Linked DNA regions of Homo sapiens: region 1 is linked to region 2. A link is an interaction called in ENCODE POLR2A ChIA-PET data of the cell type or tissue named here. Cell type or tissue: Caco-2. All regions are shown on one strand.

Evidence for each region. Peaks named below come from ENCODE experiments on the same cell type or tissue, not always from the same donor. Only the 100,000 strongest peaks of a DNase experiment are listed, where the experiment ranks them.
Region 1: POLR2A ChIA-PET joins it to region 2 with 6 read pairs; 4 of 35 experiments call an interaction of 5 or more read pairs at or near these places.

The regions. Positions count from the first base shown.
Region 1 is chr4:39,514,082-39,516,581 of GRCh38, reverse strand. It overlaps UGDH (UDP-glucose 6-dehydrogenase), which reads left to right. Exons shown (of 12, transcript NM_003359.4): 3 at 2,398-2,499. Among named protein-coding and RNA genes, the nearest start is that of UGDH, 12 kb to the left of the region's middle. RefSeq lists cis regulatory regions at 1,313-1,326, 1,354-1,364 and enhancers at 1,248-1,392, 1,287-1,431, 1,279-1,573. In Caco-2, no CTCF peak of the experiment used is centred here; a DNase peak (open chromatin) is centred at 1,511.
Region 2 is chr4:39,989,808-39,992,307 of GRCh38, reverse strand. No RefSeq gene overlaps it. Among named protein-coding and RNA genes, the nearest start is that of PDS5A, 13 kb to the right of the region's middle. RefSeq lists an enhancer at 1,646-2,343. In Caco-2, no CTCF peak of the experiment used is centred here; no DNase peak of the experiment used is centred here.

The sequences.
Region 1 (2,500 bases), 480 kb after region 2:
GCTATAGACATAGTTTTCTAAACATCCATAATATTATGGATGGATATTGTTTGAAGTTTCTCCCCTAAGAGTGAGCTTCAGTGGTTTAGGTATGTTTTCTTTTTGCTTTTTGTTGTGGAAGATTTCAAGCATGTAATTAAAGATAACAGTACAATGAATCTCCGTGTGCCCATCATCTTGTTTCAACAGTTATCTACGTGGCCAGTCCTCCTTCCCAACTACCACCATGCTGATTATTTATAATTTCATCCATAAATACTTTATCATGTATCTCTAAAAGATAATTTTGTTTTTCTTTGAGACAGGGCCTTGCTCTGTGGCCCAGGCTGGAGTGCAGTGGCCCGATCTTGGCTCACTGCAACCTCCGCCTCCTGGGCTCAGGTGATCCTCCCACCTCAGCCTCCTGAATAGTTGGGACTACAGGCAAGCGCCACCATGCCCAGCTATTTTTTAAAATTTTTTTAGTAGAAATGGGGTTTCGCCATGTTGCCCAGGCTGGTAGCCCACAATAGTTGTGCTTCAACCAGTATCTATTGGTTGAAGAAACCAGTTTGTTTATTGGCTAGAAATTATCACAGTCTAGGCCAGGCACAGTGGCTCATGCCTGTAATCCCAGCACTTTCGGAGGCTGAGGCGGGTGGATCGCTTAAGGCCAGGAGTTCGAGACCAGCCTGGCCAACATGGAAAAACCCCGTCTCTACCAAAAATACAAAAATTAGCCAGGTATGGTGGTGTGCGCCTGTAATCCCAGCTGCTTGGGAGTTTGCGGCACGAGAATCACTTGAACCTGGTAGGTGGATGTTGCAGTGAGACGAGATGGTGCCACTGCACTCCAGCCAGGGTGACAGAGCAAGACTGTCTCAAAAAAAAGAAATTTTTCAGTCTAGATTTTGCTGGTTCAGTTCCTTGGAGTTTTTCAACTTATTCTTTATTTAATGTAAATTGGTAGTTAGATCTAAAGGTACAGGTCCAATCAGATTTAGGCTTGATTTTTTTTTTATAAGAATATTTGTTAAGTGGTTTTATACCCCTCCATATTCTTAACATAAATATATCTCCTGTTAAACTGGGATTTTTTTTTTAAATAAAAGGGTTCCTTGCAATAGGACTTAGAAAAATTTATATTTATTTAAGCATATAGAAAAATTTATATTTATTTAAGCATATATGGAGTAAATTGACTTTCACAGCCAGTTCTATGGCCTGAATTATTGGGAGTAAAAATGTGCATTCATAATGACAATGCAAAATCATATATTTGCTTGAAATCACAGAAGACCTTGAATTTTCTGAAAATTGTGTTGATACTCATAGTTAATGGTTAACTCTTATGAGTTAGTCACATGGTAAACAATGACAAAGCATTAAATGAGCTGCTCTTCTGATTGTAGCAAGTTTAATGGCAATTTCCATTTTACTTTATTTACTTAAGTGTACTTATGAGGCAGGGCGTGGTAACTTACTCCTATAATCCCAGCACTTTAGGAGGAGGAGCAGGGAGGATTGCCTGAGCCTGGGAGGTCAAGGTTGTAGTGAGCTGTTACGCAACTGCACTCCAGCCTGGGGAACAGAGCGAAACCCTGTATGAAAAAATAAAATAGGCCAGGTGTGGTGGCTTGTGCGTGTAATCCCAGAACTTTGGGAGGCCAAGGCAGGTGGATTACCTGAGGTCAGGAGTTCAAGACCATCCTAGCCAACATGGTGAAACCCCATCTCTACTAAAAATACAAAATTAGCCCAGTGTGGTGGTGCATGCCTGTAATCCCAGCTACTTGGGAGGCTGAGGCAGGAGAACTGCTTGAACCCAGGAGACGGAAGTCGCAGTGAGCCGAGATCATACCACTGCACTCCAGCCTGGGTGACAGAAAGAGGCTCTGTCTCAAAAAAAAATAAAATAAAATAAAATAAATGGGCTGGGCATGGTGGCTCACTCCTATAATCCCAGCACTTTGGGAAGCTGAGATGGGAGGATTGTTTGAGCCCAGGAATGTGAGACCAGCCTGGACAACCCAGTGAAACCCCAAAACCCCATCTCTGCCAAAAAAAGATACAAAAATTAGCCAGGCCTCATGGCTCCTGTGGTCCTAGCTACTTGGGAGGCTGAGATGGGAGGATCATTTGAGCCCAGGAGGCGGAGGCTGCAGTGAGCTGAGATTGCACCACTGCACTCCAGCCTGGGTGACAGAGTGAGACCCTGTCCCTATTTAAAAAATGAGATGTGCACTTATGGCCTTTGGTATATGATCCTTAACTTGTCTACAAAGGTAATTTGAGCACAACCTAGACCTTTAAATTACAATATTACCATGCCCTTTAACAAATGTAATTCTATACTATTAGGTTATCTCATATCACTGGCAAGCTATATGTACAATTCCTTTTCTTTTTTCTTTTTAGCCAGGACTAAAAGAAGTGGTAGAATCCTGTCGAGGAAAAAATCTTTTTTTTTCTACCAATATTGATGATGCCATCAAAGAAGCTGATCTTGTATTTATTTCTG
Region 2 (2,500 bases):
AAACCAAAGAGAACTAACAGCAATAATGGCAATAATATGAACAATATTAACAATAGTAGGCTGTGCACGGTGGCTCACGCCTATGATCCCAGCACTTTGGCAGGCCGAGGCAGGCAGATAATGAGGTCAGGAGTTCAAGACCAGCCTGGCCAACATAGTAAAACCCTGTCTCTACTAAAAATACAAAAAATTAGTTGGGTGTGGTGGCAGGCAACTATAATCCCAGCTACTCTGGAGGCTGAGGTAGGAGAATCACTTGAACCCGGGAGGCGGAGGTTGCAGTGAGCCAAGATCGTGCCATTACTCTCCAGCCCAGGCAACAGTATGAGACTCCGTCTTGAAAAAAAAAAGAAAAAGAAAAAGAAAATAGTAGACAACAGTTATTAAGCACATATTATACTCCAGGCACTGTGTTAAGCACTTTTAGGTACTTTATCTCATTGAGATTATAGGTGTGAGCCACTGTGCCCAGCCTATCCTGTGCTTTCTAAGGACTGAAAAAATAACTGATGTATTCTAGAAATATTTCCAAAAGAGTGGAAAGAAAAGGAGTTTTCTGGTTAAGATTTAATTTATCAAATAATTCAATTAACAAGAAACTTCGTGTATCCTGAAAATTATGATATATCTCAGTTATGATTAGAAAGTGAAATTAGTCCTTAAATTTCCTGCAGACTCTGCTTAATTTTCTTTAGTCTCTAGACAAGTCTCTGCATAACTGAACCCTGTAGAGTTTTCCCAAAACAGTATTTATCTAGGTAGCCCACATTCCAAGAACTGTGCAGTTTCTATAATTACTTGGAAAACTTCATAAGGCAAAAGTTGCGCAAATCCTTGGCACATCTCTCAGACAAGTCAAATAGTGTTGGCTACCAGTTCTAATTTGGTTACATTTCCAGTTAAACTAGAAATTTGAAGTTCAAGTACTTAACAATCTGCTGGGTATTATATAACAACTTTTTTTTTTTTTTTTGAGACAGTCTCACTCTGTCCCCCAGGCTGGAGTGCAGTGGCATGATCTTGGCTCACCGCAACCTCTGCCTCCTGGGTTCAAGTGATTCTTCTGCCTCAGCCTCTCAAGTAGCTGAGAATACAGGCGTGAGCCGCTGTGCCCGGCCTATAATGACATTTGATTGGTTATAAATAATAGAAAGTGTTTCTCTTGGCTGGGCTCGGTGGCTCACACCTGTAATGCCAGCACTTTGGGAAGCTGAGACAGGAGGATTGCTGGAGCTCAGGAAGGAGATCAAGGCTGCAGTGAACTGTGATTGCGCCACTGCACTCCAGCCTGGGCAGAGTAAGACTCTTCCTCAAAAAAAGAAAAACAGGTAGGGAGAAAGCAGTGGTTCACGTCTGTAATCCCAGCACTTTGGGAGGCCAACACGGGTGGATCATCTGAGCTCAGGAGTTTGAGACCAGCCTGGGCTACCTAGTGAGACCCTGTCTCTACAAAAAATACAAAAATAAGCCAGGTATCCTAGTGAGTGCCTGTAGTCCCAGCTACTACTCCAAAGGCTGACGTGGGAGGATTGCTTGGATCCTGGGGGTCCGAGCTGCAGTGAGCCGAGATAATGCCACTGCACTCCAACCTGGGTGATAGTGAAACACCATTTCAAAATAACAAAATAAAACAAAACAAAACAAAGTAACTTCCTTGACTTTTGTCCTTTCAATTTTGCACAACCTCGGTTATTCATTATATACTTCCATTTTTTTTTTTTTTTTTGAGATGGAGTCTCGCTCTGTCCCCAGGCTAGAGTGCAGTGGCGCAATCTTAGCTCACTGCAACCTCTGCCTCCTGGGTTCAAGCAATTCTCCTGCCTCAGCCTCACAAGTAGCTGGGACTACAGGCGCGTGCCACCACACCAAGCTAATTTTTGTATTTTTAGTAGAGGTGGGGTTTCACCATGTTGGCCAGGATGGTCTCAATCTCTTGACCGCATGATCTGCTCACCTCGGCCTCCCAAAATGCTGGGATTACAGGCATGAGCCACTGCACCCGGCATTTTTTTTTTTTTTTTTTGAGACGGAGTCTGGCCCTGTTGTCCAGGCTGGAGTGCAGTGGCGCCATCTCGGCTCACTGCAACGTCCTCCTCCGGGTTTCAAGCGATTCTACTGCCTCAGCCTTCCAAGTAGCTGGGACTACAGGCGCACGCCACCACACCTAGCTGATTTCTGTATTTTTAGTATAGATGGGTTTCATCATGTTGGCCAGGCTGGTCTTGAACTTCTGACCTCAGGTAATCCGCCTGCCTAGGCCTCCCAAAGTGCTGGGGTTACAGGCATGAGAGTCTGGGCCCAGCCTATACTTCCATTCTTCTTCTTCTTCTTTTTTTTTTCAGAGACGCAGTTTTGCTCTGTCACCCAGGCTGGAGTGCAGTGGTGTGATCCCGGCTCATTGCAACCTCTGCCTCCTGGGTTCAAGCAATTCTCCTGCCTCAGCCTCCCAAGTAGCTGTAACTACAGGCGCCTGCCATCACATCCGGCTAATTTTTTGTAT